Linked DNA regions of Mus musculus: region 1 is linked to region 2. A link is a loop called in an ENCODE intact Hi-C map of the cell type or tissue named here. Cell type or tissue: left cerebral cortex. All regions are shown on one strand.

What was found. A loop is a pair of places that touch in the nucleus more often than their neighbours do. Peaks named below come from ENCODE experiments on the same cell type or tissue, not always from the same donor. Only the 100,000 strongest peaks of a DNase experiment are listed, where the experiment ranks them.
Region 1: it touches region 2 in a loop (2.0-fold over the local background); 6 of 42 quality-filtered maps call a loop at or near these places.

Annotation. Positions count from the first base shown.
Region 1 is chr16:43,571,168-43,579,167 of GRCm38, reverse strand. It overlaps Zbtb20 (zinc finger and BTB domain containing 20), which reads right to left. Exons shown (of 11, transcript NM_001285805.1): 7 at 7,377-7,434; 8 at 1,975-2,138; 9 at 1,420-1,607. The coding sequence starts at 1,985. Among named protein-coding and RNA genes, the nearest start is that of Mir568, 65 kb to the left of the region's middle. In left cerebral cortex, a CTCF peak has its summit at 4,932 (motif pointing right); DNase peaks (open chromatin) are centred at 5,482, 5,987, 7,238, 7,584 and 3 more places; H3K27ac peaks cover 5,419 bases.
Region 2 is chr16:42,911,436-42,919,435 of GRCm38, reverse strand. All of the region lies in intron 1 of Zbtb20 (zinc finger and BTB domain containing 20), which reads right to left. Gm19522 (predicted gene, 19522) reads left to right here and starts at 7,366. Exons shown (of 4, transcript NR_040402.1): 1 at 7,366-7,633. In left cerebral cortex, CTCF peaks have their summits at 4,479 (motif pointing right) and 7,684; a DNase peak (open chromatin) is centred at 4,519; H3K27ac peaks cover 1,482 bases.

The sequences.
Region 1 (8,000 bases), 660 kb before region 2:
TGCTTCTGCCCCTGTATCTAAACAGAAGCCGTAGTCTGATGGTACAGATCACTTGGCCTGAGTAACTTGGATCTCACTTTGTTCCCATTCTCTAGTGACAGTTGAGTGTGGCTACAGCCCAGCCCCTGCCCCAGCTCATACCCCCTTATCTAGAGGCTAAGATGGCAAAGTGAGTGGGGGAGGAGTCTCCTAGACCCACTCACCTTTGTCCTACTTGCAGAATTTTATATTTCTTCTGCCAGAAAATAATAGCAAGAGATTTGGAATCTCATTTCCTAATGGAGATTTCTTTTTTTTCCTTTTTCCTTTCCTTTCCTTTCTTTTCCTTTCCTTTCCTTTCCTTTCCTTTCCTTTCCTTTCCTTTCCTTTCCTTTCCTTTCCTTTCCTTTCCTTTCCTTTTTTTTTTTTTAAATTTTGTCTGTGAGGAGCAGGATGAATGGAGTCCTTTTTGGTAATAAAGCTTTCCTGGTCTATTTAACTCATCCCCATGTCGGCTCTCTGCCTGTTACCAGCCGTCCTGTGGAGAGATCAGTTCCCAGAGCTGTTGGGTATCTTAGCTAACAGGAATGCTGTGTCCTTTGGTATTGTCAACATGTGCTCCTCTCTCAAGTGCCGGGTTACACTTCAGACACAAAAAACAGCCTCCTCACGTGATCTACCAACTTCCTTAAAATAGAATTTAAGAAGTGACTTCTAGATTAGTGAGAAGATGGCAAAAATAAACAGCAAAGAAGTGATTTCAATAGTGACGACTTGCATTAAGTGCCCATTTCCAAATTTAGCTTGTAGGCAGTTTTTTTTAATTAAAAAATATTTTTAACCTGCATTCTTATTGGCTATTCGAAGTCTGGGTGGCTTTTGAATTCTTGGAAGCCATTCTTTTTTCTTCTGTAAATGTATGCCATCCTTTAACCACTTCAAAATAAATTAAGAACTGGAAAGACCGAAATTCAGCCAAGCTACATGAGATTCCAATAACTAATGCAAATCTGACTTGGGTTATGTAATTTGGAAATGGCTGTTTCCTTGTGTCTCACTGGCCTTCTGAGGTCCATATTTGGTTATTCTACTTAGTAACGGTTGGTCGAAGTGCTGTTACCGAGAGCTAGAACACCAGGAAGTGGCATATCACTTCTTTTCTTGAGTTAATGTCTCAAAAGAGAACAGGGTCACATGCAATTAATCACCAATCGGAGGCCAAGTGGCTGGTTACCTGGCTTTAAAATATTCTCTGGCTTTGAAAATATATAGATGCTGGTTGGATCAAAATGGTGGCATGCTACTTTTGGCTACTTTGGAAGACCAAATGGAAACAGCTTGCTCTGAATGCAAAACAGCCAGAACCCTGGGGTGGGGGGGTGGGGGGGAAGCACGGCGCCAAGCTTTGGGAAGACACCATCACCTCACTGCGGTACTCACAATCAGATGACCCGGTGTGAGCGTGAGAGTTTGTCAGTGAATGTGTCGAGTGGATGAGGGCTGGGGCTGGAGACAAAACAGCTTCAAAGTTCAGGCAGGGAAGGGCCGGCTTGGCGCTGGATCCGCCCGGCTGAGTAATCTCATTCTCCTCAGATGCCTTCTGGTTTTCAGCTGTCTTGGGTTTCTTCCTGAGAATAAACAAAGGGCCCTTTGAAGGAACTGACTGCATATTTGGGAAAAGGCATTTTTAGAATCTGTTAAAGATAACTTGATTTTTTTTTTCTGAAGGGGGATGGGAGGGAGTCCAGTATGTCCCTTGTTTTAAAACAAGCTGATTCTTGTTTTTTTCCCTCCAGTAATGGCCTAACTGGGAACACACGAAAGCATATGGGCCAAGCAAACAGCACCACATTTGGACTCTGTTGGCTGTATAAAAAGACCCTGTCCCAGAACTTTAGACAGCTTGAGCTACGTATGGCTGACATTATCCAAGAAAGCATCCTTTCCCCCCTTAGATTTTTAACATGGTCTGGAAAAATACTAGTGGAGGTTTACCGTTCTAGCATTTGTCAGGAAGCTTAGAGACAGGACCCGTGGAGTAATGGGAAGAACACTGGACTGGGAGTCAGGAGACTTGAGCTACGGAACTAGCTGTGCCTGCAACTTGCTGTGTGGCTTTGGGCACCTCACTTCACTTCTCTGGGCTTCAGTTTCCTCATCTGCAAAATAAAGGGCTTGGATTAGAAGGCCCTACACGCTCCTTCTAGCTTTAAATCTGTTACTATTAGTTTTATGTGAAAGCAACACAGAATTTCAAATCCTAGTCTCCATCTGCAGGCTGTCCAGAGGAAGGGGTAGTGGCAGAGGTGACTGTAAAGTAGGAAGTGAAAAGCGATTAAGATGGTGTAGGTTCTAAGAGGCAAAGATGAATGGTGTCTCACACATACCCTTCCCTCTCTCTCTCCATCCCAGCCTTAAGATTCTCCATGCTCTTTGGTTTAGTATAGGCTCCCAGAGTTTAGGAGCATGACTGGTATTTATGTGCCTTCTGAGGAAGAGATTGCTGATAGGGAGTAGAATGGTGGTGGTGTGATTTAGTGAGGAACAGAATGTGAAATAGTTCAGCTATCAGTCAGCCCAGGATCCTTTTCTCCATGACAATCAATGATAACTAGCAAATCGGCATTTATGTAGCGCATGGACACCCCAAAAGGGATGAGATCCTTCTTGAACATGTCCCCAGTTTCTGTGGCTTTGTGTCTTTTTCTATCACTATGCTACCATAGAGTATGGGTCCCCCCCCTTTTTTTGGATAGATTATGTGTGGTACATAATCTGTTGTAAATTGCTGTGTTTCCATGTTCTTGTTTCTATGAGCATGGCTTTGGACTTGTATACAGAATATTTCGTATTGAAATGTGTTGTACTGGGTAGTCAAATCTGCCCTCGCAGAATATGGTGTTATGATTAGTATGCTGTGTTTTTAGTCCAACAGGTTGTGAAATCAAATCTGTTTCTTCAGAGGGCATGAGGCAGAGACAGCGTGGTAAAGATGAGGATGGAGTTGGGGGCTTTCAGATATATTTCTCAGTGTGGAGAAAGCCAACATAACAGAAACAAGCCGCAGTGCCTTATTCATTGCTGATGGGGGTCTGGGGCTAACCCTCAAATCCTGTGCCTATCAGGACCCCCAAGGATCTGCTCTTCTGGTCTTTCAGATTCAGAAAGGATTAAAAATCAAAGTCTTCCCTGTCTAACTGCCCCCTCCCACTGTCTGTTTCCCCTGGAGAAGCAGTGTTTCCTCTGAGGGGCCTGTTTCTGCCACTGGGGCCTGCCATCGGCTGGAAGCCCCTTGCTCACTTTTCTCTTGCCCCGTGGCCAGCTTGCCCAGCTGTCTTCACCAGCCTGCTCCCTCTGCAGACGGCAGCCTCAATGCTTTCCCTACTGCGCTGCTGACTTATTCTCCTTCCTCCAAGACCCTAGCTCTGCTGCTTTCCAGTCACTCGATCCCGCAGCACCGTGGCAGCCTGGAATCTGAGGACAGTTCCTTATCTGCCCTACCTTATCTCATGGGCCATGTGTATTGGCTGCCTTGGTGTGCGTTTATCATTCCCAGGGGTCTGGAATGTACACTCTTGGCTCTTTACCTTTACTCATTACTGTCCTTGCTTTGAACTGCCTTTTCTCATCTCTGCCGATGAAATGAGAGGAACCTTCCTTCACACTTATTAAATGCCGTCTCTATGCTAGACTGCTGTGACTCCCCTCTTTCAGACAGGATGGCTCCTCTCTGCATCACTCTGAGATCCCTCAGTGGTTGCAGGATTCCTGCCTTACTCACTAACTCTTTATTTCACTAACAGTTCCGTGCTATTGGCTCTCAGAGAGAATGGGCTTTCTGTGGAAGGGGAGTGTCTTAGCAGTTGTCCCATTTCTGGTGTTCATCCCTTTCTTTACTCCGCCTTTCTGCTCCCCTCCCCCACTCCCCCATCCACACTCTCGGTACAGAGACTAAGTGGCTGTGATGTGCCACAGAGGCTGAGCAATCTTGGTCCTGTCCTCCTGGGGTTACTGCCTATTCCATAATTCCATACTGTGAACCATATACACAGCAGCCACTTGCGAACTGTTTGCTGACAGAATTAAATAGAGCTGAAATTTAAATATACTTGGAGACCAGTCCTAGTTTGAATCTCAATTAAGCTTCCTCATTTTATGCGGCAGGGGAATCAACCTGGATTGGTTGCTTTTTCATTGATTACAAGAAGAGTCTTTAGTAAGAGTGGCTGGTCCTTGTAAGTCACCTAAATATAGGGACAAAACACCAATGGCCATCATTATGTAGCAGAAAAAAAAATGGTCTCTATGTTTACAGACAAGGCCTCAGCTAGCTTTTGACATGTGGTTCATGGAATTAAGAGCACACTCTTGCACCAGTGTACTGCCAAGCCACCCATGAGGTCTAACTCTGGAGAAATTGCACGGCTTATGCCCTTACTTCTTGTCCTGAATTAGAGTTTGATGCATGCCTGATTTTCTGTGCCCCACCTATGTCCAGGACCACCTTTGGTGGCTGTCCATGGCCCAGGGACATTGTAGCCACCTCAGCGAGTAGAACACATTCAAACCCAACCTGCCTGGCCCCTTCCCTTCCTTGCTTCCTGCCAGTTCACTTCTCCTCTTACCACGGCAGTGCTCCAACGTCACAGACCAGAGCCCTGCACACTGTCCGTTGGAGCACTTCCTCTCCCATTCCAACCTCTTTTATAATTCTCTGGGATTCCTTTTTCTGAAGCCAAGAAGCGTTAACACAAAACAGCAGTCTGTCTGACATGCACAGGTGCTGTTCTATGACCAATTTTTTTTTCAGTTTGTGGTTTATTAAGGAGGAAAGAGCAAACTCTCTTGTAATTAACTGAAAATGCCTTCTTTGGTTGCATAAAGGGGATTGTATAAACATGGCACATCTGAGGACATGTCTGTACAAGTCTAAGTAGTTTGCACTATCCCCTGGCGCCTGTAGAGGGCAGCAGCACACTGGCTGACTCCAGGCAGTATTTTAGAGCCTAAACTACCAGAACCTTCCTCCTGGTCACCATGCCAAAGGCTGGTGTGCCAAGCTCTCTCTGGCCTGGCCTCTCAGTCTCTTTCAAGTTTGTTCTCTCCCCGCCTGCTGTGCATATTCATATTCTCTCTCTCTCTCTCTCTCTCTCTCTCTCTCTGTCTCTCTCTCTGTCTCTCTCTCTCTGTCTCTCTCTCTCTCTGTCTCTCTCTCTGTCTCTCTCTCTCTCTGTCTCTCTCTCTCTCTCTCTCTCTCTCTCTCTCTCTCTCTCTCTCTCTCAACTATACACTCTGATGAGGTTGTCCCTCAACCAGAAAATGAAAACTTCTACGTAGAAGTCAGAGAAGCCAACAACAACAACAAAGAAAAAACCCGGGGGAGAGGAGAAAGGGGCCGTGAGGGAGAGAGACTTCAGAACAAGAAAAGGGCAGATGTTTCGCAAATATATGCAAAGCAAAACTGGGTGTACCCTGAACACTTCTACAGAAAAACAGGCCAATCATTGTGCACTTCCTCCCGCCACACTGGTGCAGCTCTGCATTCAAAGAGAGAGAGAGAGAGAGAGAGAGAGAGAGAGAGAGAGAGAGAGAGAGAGAGAAGTGTGGCCGCAGGCACCCGCCTTTCAACGGTCAGTTCTGACATTCTGACTGAACATGTCCCAATTGTCCAAAGAACAAAAACATTTTCATCTCCCCACTGTGAACATTTTTGTTATGAGAAAAAGGCTGCTTTAAGAACCAGGAAGGCGTTTAAGGTGAAGGGCAGCTGAGCTGGCCGGCAGAACCTTCTGGTCTTTAACTCTCCCTGTGCTGGCCCCGGCAGTAAGTTGAGGGCTGAAACATAGCAGTGAGTGAGGCTGTGGAGGCTGCTGGCTCGTCCCAAACTAGACCATATTGTTTTTGCAGAGAAATATGCATTAAAACATATGGATGCGCTGTTAGGTATTAAGCCTGTTAAATGCACGGGAACAAGGCAGATCGGTGGTGTTGGATGTATACAGTTCACACTCCTTCGCACATATTGCACACATACAGTGGCAGAAGTGCTTTCTGCAACATATGGAAAAATAAATATTTTATCCATGCGAGCTCTTATCAGTCTCCAGGGTCTGTTGAGAGGCGAGTGCTCTCTTCCATCTTTCTCCCTCTCTCCTCCAATTCTCTCCTTCCACTGGGCTCCCACCCTCTGCTGCAGATTATGCTTTCCACTAATCAGCCTGGCTGGAGAGGAAAGAATTAGTCAGAACCTCCCTTTGATAAATAATTACGCAGTCGCGGGATCAAGATAATTGAGATCAGTGATGCCTTTCTTGGCCTTTCTGGAGTCGGAACCATTTCCTTACTTACTCTGCTGTTTAACTGTAGAGTGTCTGCGGACAGACGGAGAGGGACGAAGGAAAAAGCCACCGACACTCCCACCTAGGGAGGGGAATTTAGGAAAACTGAGCTCCACTAGCTAGCAGCCTTGTGCCCGAGGCAGGTTATTTTGCATCTTTGAGGCCTTATCTTCCCTATCTGTAAAATGGGAACAGCAATGCCTTCCAGCTATGGGCTGTGATTAAGAATAAAGGAGACGAGCCAGGTTGTGTTTAGCACAGTGCTGGTCCAGAACCAAGTGCTGGAGAATGGGGCTTTTTGAAAAATATTAGTCCTGTGGTGTTCATGTTAGCTATATAAGTAAGATCTTCATCTTAGCAGTATTTTGAATATCTGGTTCAGGGGCTAACTGCCATCAATGGAGAAGGAATGTTAACTGCCCCCTTCTGTTCACATGCCTGTCATTGCTGTAGCTGTGTGGACAGTCCCTTGGAGCTGAGGGTCAAGCAAGCTGCGGCGGGCCATGAGCCTGAACAACACTGTGGCTATTCATGGACACCACCTACGGGACTCTGGGTTATCGCGCCTTCTTACCATTCAGCCTTTCAAGACATGGCCCAGTATTCTAACATTAGTTTAAAATGTTTTCATGATTAAAACATTTTATTATCTCAATCTTTCCCCCCTTTCTTCTTGGCAGGGCTGATTTGAAATATTTTTTCAGTGTCTTTCCTCCCTCACAATAGTCAGGATCCTGGCAGGAAATAAATGGCACATATAAAGGTTTTAACTGAAGGGAGTTGAATGGAGGGGACCATGTCTGAGGTGTGGGTGAGACTAAGGGATGCTCAAAGCATGGTGAAGACACGGGAGAGAGACAACGAAGAGTTGTTGATCTCATCTTTGAATCAGTTAAACTGGAAGGCAAGAGCGGTACCTTCTCTGAAGGAGCAGGATGGCCCTAGGGTGGGGTCTTACAGTCTGACTTGGAGAGCATGGGCTCTGGAGTCCCGAGAGGTCGCTGGGTCATGCATTAGGACAGGGAATGGGAGATGGGGTGGCAAGATTCGTCAGCGTACCTACTGCTTCCCTTTCGCATTTGCATTTCCTTCACCCTGTTCCTCTCAATTATACTTTCTGGAAGGAAAAAGCAAAATAAAATCAGATCAGTCCTCTGTTAGCTTCCATGAACCTATTTTGTCTGTTTGCCATTTATAGAGCCGGCAAACTGAATAAGTGAGGCTTTGTTTGTGTTCTTTGCTACACTTCGCGGTGCCCAGAATAGTGACACCCACTGAGCGCTCAGTACATCTCAGTGGATTGAGTAGACATACTCATCTCTGCCGTGCCAGACCCTATATATACACCATCTCATTTAATTATCACAACAGTGAGTGTCAGCAGGCAGCCCTGCGCATGTGTACAGGTAATGTGTTCAAATCAGCACTGCTTCATCATTACCTCACAAATGGCGAGAACAGGTACAGAGCACACGCAGCCCCAGGAAGGACACACTGCTTCAAAGTTCATGTTTATATCCTTCCCACCTTAGGAATTATGTCTTTTGTGTGTGTAAGGAAGCAGTTTTCTGAACAGCAGAGACTATTGGGTTGTAACTCAGTCTGCCCTGTCTCTGCAGCTCAGGAGAAGGCAAAATATTTTTCTGTGACAATAACATGTGACTGTAGCTTTCCTTGCAATTT
Region 2 (8,000 bases):
TTCCCATATGCCTATACTGGCTAGATGTTTTCACGTTTTACTCCGAGCCAAAACCTCATCTACATAATACCAGTCACACCTTCCCCTCCCCATTGAGTTTTCTGACTTTCTGTGTTTGCAAAGACATAAAATTAGCTGTCAAAATTGAACATGCCCAGTAGCCAGGACACACGCTGGCCTCAAGATCGGGAAGGAGTGAGTTATGTCAAAGTGCTTATTTGGCCCCAACAGGGTCACTGTTGGTATACTACCTCCCACTACTAGCTCCTGTGGAATTTTCCTCAGAAAAATGGAGAACTGTTTTAAGATAGACATGCCCTTTAAGCTGGTCTCAAATCAAAATAAATTTAGGATATTCAAAGAGCCTACAGAATTTTCCCTGTGGAGCTTAAATAAATTACTGACAAAATTTTCCATTTCATACTCCCTTACTAAATTTGACTTTCTACAAAATCATGTTTTAATTTCTATATTTGAAAAAAGAGTAGGTAAACTTCTTAATTTTAAGATCTACCCTTCATTCTTCCCAAGATGACCACCTAAAAGAGTGTAATTTGGGAAAAGGTCACTCTTAGAATTTCAAATGTAATCCAAATCCCCAAAATTGAAGTTCTTCTAAAGAAAGGATTACATTCTCCTGTTACTACATCTGGATACATACATACATACATACATACATACATACATGTTTAATATATGAATTAAGTTGTCATCAAAACTTTCCCAAACTATATATGTATCTTGATTTATAAGATCATGGTTATTTTCAAACATAGATGACACAGACCATAGTTTCTTTACACTGTGACTACTCGACATGCATTAGAAATAAACTTATATCCTACAAAGCTTATTAGCACTTTGTGACTTGTGGTTAACAAATGTGACACCTTTTGATTCTGGGGTATACTATGATTGTAAAGAGTACACTTAAAGTCACTGATAATATAGTAAGAGAACTAACTTTGCTATCAATGTTAGACTGAATCCGTATTTAACCTAAGCTCTGCCCCTTACTAAATATGCAATCATGTATGAGTCACTTAACCATTACAAGCCTAGTTTTCTTCTCTTGTAGGAAATACCTCATAATCCCATAAGTAAAGCTACTTAAGAATTCAATGACTATAGTTAGAAGAACTATGTAGGCTCCTTTTGATTGTTGGTATTTTATTTCTACCTCCATCCAGAAATCATTTTCAATGGAAAAGTAAGAATTTCTTTCCATTAACATGATTTAATTAATAACTATTATATCAAGTGGCTCACACACATTTATGCCTCCCAAAATTAGATACTACCACTTAACATAATGAGAATTTGATAAAGGTTCATTAGATTTGGGGAAAATAATATAATGTAGTGAAAAAAACACAGACCCTGAATCTCAACTTTGGTGTACACAGCTGTCAACTAATGTCACAATGGATTCTACACAGGGGTTTTCATCTGAAGCACAGACAGACTATCACTGTACATGCAGACTTGTAGGTAAAGATAAATTAAGTAACCTGTGTGAAAAACAAAAAGTATTGTCCTTCTTCCGTAAGTTTTGGTTATAAGACAAGACTAAACTTTTAATATATGGCAGTACTGACTAGCCTTTCACATGTAAAATACAGCTGTATTTACTTAAGGAATCATATGATTGATGAAGTTGAATTTGGATGCAAGGATAAACATATTGTAACATTAGACCTTAAAAAAATAAAAAGCAGTCATTCTCACAGTTTGCAATAAAAACTGATGGAGTAGCTTTTATAAGATACATGTGACTTTGGAATCCATGCATATGAAAACTCACTTGCTGATTGTGATACATCTGAGACTATATGTAGATGACATAAAAGTCAACTAATATTTTCTCAATTGATTGGACCAGCTACAATGCAGGATTCCTGAGTTTCATTGACCAATTACTGGTGATGGAGCTTGGATAACTAAAATTTAAGAAATACTGTAAGGTGATTATTATGCACCCTGATGCTTAAAAACCAATGAACTATATGGTATAATAATTAAATGTTTGAAAACATTTCCCATAACAATTGCTTACTTTTTAAAAATTAGCTTCTATACTTAATAAATATGATCAAAAGCAACTTGTGAACACTAAGTATAAAAAGTTATTTAAAGACAGTAGATGTAGTCTTGTTTTACATTTACTAGTTATTAAGGCAAAATACAGAAAATTTCGAAAACATCTCTAAAGAGTCTGCTGCCACAGAGGAGCATTCTAAGTAATGCCCCAGATTTGAATGTTCTTAAGCTGTGTGTGTTGCTCTGACTTGGACTTTATTATCGTTCCTTCTTTAGTTACAGCAGTAATTGCAGGGACACTCCTTAGTATTTGTACACTGTTTTTACTACTCGTGAAAGCTTTACAGACATGAACTCACTCGTTTAATCCTCACAATAACTCTATAAGAGTTTATAGGAAAGGTAACATCTACTATTGCTTTTTAAAAATTATAAAGGCAAACTTAAAAAGTTAAGTGAATTATCCAATCCTAAGTTTATTTGTGTTTTCAGTGATATGTGGACTTAAAACTCAAGCATAAGTTCCATACAAAAACATGTGAAACTTAAACCTTAACTCTGACTTTAACAAGTTATGAATAAAGTTTAAAATAGCATGAAATAATATGTAGGTGGCAAGTAGTTGCTCTTTAAAAATATTCTACTTATTTTATAGCTTAAAAGAGAAAGATGGTGGTAGCCCAATCAACCAAACTAAATATTTAATAAAATGCAAAATCTTACGGTGCCTCTCTCTTATAATTCCCATGCCCACTTTAAATGTAACCCTGTAAGAAGAGCTTTCTCTTCTGAGTCATGAGATAACAGGTAATATTTTCAACAATGAGTAATTTAACTTTTAGCTATAGTAGTAATTCAAAAACTGAGATGTCAAAGGTACAAAAATAATGTAAACACAAGAGCAGGCCTTCCAAAACTCATGAGTTGACACCCTTCAGATCAGCCGGATCAGTCCAATTCTTTTATGCACTGATGTAGGAGGGCCAAGTATCTCATTCACATTAGCACAAGAATTTTGTTGTGAAGCTGAAATTAGAAACCGAGCATTGACTACTGCACAGCCAACCATAACACACACACAAACAGAAAATGTCATTTTAATAAGGAGCACTCACAAAAAGGGACCTATCATGACTGCCCTCCAAAAGACCCAACAAGCAGCTGAAAGAGTCAGAGGTAGATAGTTGCACCCAACCAATGGACAGAAGCAGCTGACCCATTGTTGAATTAGAGAAGGCTGGAAGAAGGTGAAGAAAAGGGTGATCCTGTAGGAGGACCAGCAGTCTCAATTAATCTGGACCCCCGAGATCTCTCAGATACTGGACCACCAAACAGGCAGCATACACCAGCTGATATGAGGCCCCCAACATACATACAGTAGAGGACTGCCCGGTCTGTGTTCGTTCAAAGATGATGCACCTAACCCTCAAGAGACTGGAGGCCCCAGGAAGTTTAGAGATCAGGTGGGGTGGGGTGGTGGGGACATCCACGTGGAGACAGGTGGGTGGGGAGGAGGTGTGGGAAGTGGAACAGTTAGAGGGTGGATGGGGGGAATAAAATATGGAGTGTAAAAAAATAAATTAATTAAAAAAAGAAGAAAAACTAAATATATACATATATATATACATACATATATACATAATATATATACACACACATATATATATGTGTATATATATGTGTGTGTGTGTGTGTGTGTGTGTATAGTATCAAAGAGAAAGTTAGAGAGGATTGTTTGAAAAGGAGCTAAGTCAAAAGGTGTTCTTCCAAGAGAAATTCTTTGAAAACCATTTAAATCTTGGAGAGAGAAGGATAAAGTAAGTGTGTATATGTGTGTGTGTGTGTGTGTTGTGTATTATGTGTGTGTGCAAAATAAATAAATGTGTCATAAGCTGCCCAGTATAAGTATTCATGTGAACCTCAAGTGACTTGAGTGAGTATTCTGAGTACCATAGAAGGTTCCAGAATGACAGACAGTCATACATAAGTCTCATCCTCCAGCCCAGGGCTTACACAGCCTATATGCTCAGAAACAATGACAAGTGAATGTGAGAAGTGGTATTACAAGGGATGCATAGAAAAGTTCCCATCAGAATTCAAAAGAAGAAATAGCTTGGTGTCTGATGTGCTTAGTTTCAGTTTTATAAGCGGTAAGAACTGGGTGAAAATCTCTTGTCTTCTCCATCTCTAACTCTAAGTTAAATACATCCCTCCCTGAACTCAGCATTTTAAAATTTTCAATACTAGTATGAGAGAGGGAAATACACAGATCCTAATATTTTCTTGAGAATTAAGAATTCTCGAACACACTAAAACACTTCATACGTATTTTTGTAACATTAATGCAAAACCAAGGCTTAGAACAAATTGCAAATATTTTTCTGAATGTCCAGTTGTTTCCTTTTCACTGGCTCATGCATTAGTTACTCTCATAGCAACAGGGACACAAGGTGGCACTGTCGTGCTGACATTCATTCCAGGCCCTTTCTAAATGGACAAATTTGAAAGAGGCAAGAGGGGCTATTGTGGCAGTTAAAACCAGAGTTGTGATGCTGGCCTCCCAGGTCTGCCAGGACTTACAGGGGCTAAGGAAAAACAAATCTTTTTGAATTTCATGAAAATCACATTATGATTTTATAGAAGACAGTGTATTCTCTGATGGCATCGCCTAAATATCATGTCTGTGTTCATAAAATGTTCAAAGGCATCCAGTTCAGCTTTGCCAGTAGAAACTCAGAAGTGAGCGGTGTACCACGGATAAGCTGTGGACACGGACCACCTCTCCATCTAGTGGCCAGTGGGAAAGAGGAGCCATGGAAGCTAGGCTGCACTCCACTCACTTAAAACTTACTTAAAACTGTCTTTTCTCAGACGACCCGCAGGCAATTAAGTCCTTCAGTCTGTCAAAAAAATAATTTTTGGTTTATTGCAATTATTGAGTCATTAAATATGACCAATAATATATCGTGATATTTACTTAACCCTGATCCCACCACCTCAAAGTTAAAGTGCTGTGCTCTCTCAGACCAGAAGCTCTTTCTACTCTTCCACCATTGCAAACCCAAACTTCCTCCATCCACTTTTAGCTTATAAACAGAAACTATGAACAGAGAGAGCTACAAATAAAGCTACCTAAAACAAAAATCACACTGCTGAAGACTTAAAAAATAGAATCAGATAAGTTTTACTGTTTTACTGTCAAAGAAAAAAAAAATCCTGCAAAACAGAGATTGTGACTTATTTAAAAATCACAGTCAAAAGAAACAAGGCCTCCAGATTTAGCCACTTAAAACCCTTTCTTGCATTAATTAATACCACCTGATTCCAGAGGAAGAACTTTGTAGCAGACTGTAGGGTTTTTCTCAACATACCAGAAAAAAAAAAATAGTTTTTAAACTTTTGTTCATATGTTTCATGGCCAACTGATAGAACAAAACTATTGAGTGTAGGTACTGAAGTATCTATATCTTCATATTGGTGGGTATGCTGAGAATGTAAGAGTATAATTTTTTCTTAAAAGGAAAGAATTATCTGGATCTACTCAACATTTGCAAAGCAAGCACCAAATGGGCAGGATGCACTGAAGAATGGGCTATTACAACCTGGATTCGGGAAGCTTTTATGTAAAACAAAACCTGAATCCATTTTGTCTGATGGAAAGTTGAGAGGGTATTTTGGTTGCTGTTTTATATAAAATTATTTGGCTTTGTTTTAAGAGAAAACACACACAAACTTGGTAGATCAGTTCACCCACGTTAATTCCGCTTACGGTGCTGCTTTGGTGACTGCTTTGTTAGGAAGACTTCTTACAGAACAAATATGAAGATCTATCTGCTCAGAGCTCAAACCCCAAGGATTCAAGGACAGCAAGAGGCCTGATACTGAGAGTCCCACTCGTGTGAGACGCTTTGACTCTGCTATAACCTCGCAGAAGTGGCACCATTAGCATCTGAATCGGGATGAACAGAGTAGTTAGATCTATTGGCTTTAGCAGGATGAAAACGGAAGCTGTAGGAATGGGTCAAATAGCTTTTTCCTAAGTTGGGCACAAAGTATTTTTCTTTCACCAACTCCTCCCATTCTCAGTATTACTTATTTCAATTTCCTTCTTAAGCACATCTATTTCTTTTCCTTGTAGCAATGAAATGAGGGAATAAAGATCATTGCTGATATAAGAAACCACAAAATGGTACAAGGATTTTACTTCTTTTTAATCCTATTTGAAACCCAAGTGATAAGAATATATGACCAAGAACATAGGGACAATGAATAAATATATAAAGAGCAGGGGTGTATTTACTGAATTAAGAGGAGTTTAATGTGTCCAGTATTTTAAAAAGAAAATAAATCACCACGAAATAGTGTAAAGCAACCCTCCCAACAGCATTTGCCTGACTTCTATTTAGACAACAACAAAAAAGGCTGTCTACGTAAGGTGTTTTTATTTTAAATGACAGTCATACAGTTTTCACATGTGCATATGAGAACCAAAACAGTTACATAACCTGAAGAAGCATCCTGCTAATTATTTTTACTAATGGCTAAGTTGGCATACCCATACGAATAGAAAACACTCCTATAATCTTTGTCAGTTACATTTGCTGGAACGATCAAACTATGAAATGAATTCACAACAACAGATTACAATTAGATTGTAAATCCATATGATATTTTAAAAGGAAAACTAAAAACAGAAACTCAATTTAATAGAAAGAGAAAAACTAAAGGCTCCTAAATGTTAGCTGTTAACATTTATATAACAAATTTTATGGTTTCAAGATAGGTTCACATTGAGTTTCTTTAAGGGCAAAATAACACTATGTAATTTATAATTATTCCCATTTGTATGGTTTTCAATTTATTGGGCATCATTTTATTCTTCTAACTGCAAACTCTACTATACATGAATATATTTTTAATATAACTCCTTACATTAGTAGTTTAATTTGAGAACTTTTCAAATAAATTCTTGATTCTTAACTGCTTAATGTGAAATATGAGCATTAAATTCATCTTATCTGAAGACACAGATGTCTTCAATAGCAAAGCTACTTCTTATAGCAGCAAGGCAAACAGTATATGATAATCACGACCCTTTCAATCAGCTGTGATGGAAAGCACTCAGAATTCATGAAAACTGTGCATGGGTCCATCTGCCAACTATAGGAACTGATCAGTTTACTGTCCATGCTCCTTTCTTCTCGACATTCCTATGTAGAAAAGCTGCTAAGTTTGTCGGGATTAAAGTGGTTATGTAAGAGCTGCATTGCTTAACAGAACTACAAAACACTGCCTAGAGTCTCAGCTGAGTGTCAAAAGATTCCAGAAAGGCAAACGTTCCATGCCCTCAAGCTGATGACTCTCAAGTGAACTGTACAGTAACCGAGAAGCTTGATCCTGGAGTAGAAGAGATGTTATGGAGCCAAAATCAAGCATAGTTTTCCCTGAGTTGAGTGCAGAACCAGCAGAGTATTTGTCAATGTGTCCATTACCACAGGAGGACAGAGTCCCAGAAAAAGTCCCACTTCTAAGCCCTTGAAGGCGGCTTTGAACAACTGCTGTGGTACATACCACATGCTCAACAGTAATACAGGTAGGTGGCACTATTTCTTCTTAGAGCCTCAGAAACTTGCCTCTACTGCTTCTGAAACAGCTTGAAATTATTCTTGGCACATTAAATATAATAGGTTTCGATACTGACATGTGATTATAGGACATTTGGGTAACAGGACAAGAAGTCAGACATGTTCTAGAATGTGTAGAATGCATGTAGCCTTTAGACTTTGGGTCACAAATGAAAAGTACCTGGCTAAGTTAAGGGATTACATAATAGCAACCAAAATGTCTTATATAATGAGAAAAATAATTAAAAGACCTTGGCCTCTAAGCAAAGAACAGATTGCTTCGTTAAAACGTGGTGCTGGCACATGAAAACACAGGCAGACGGAAGGACTAGGTTA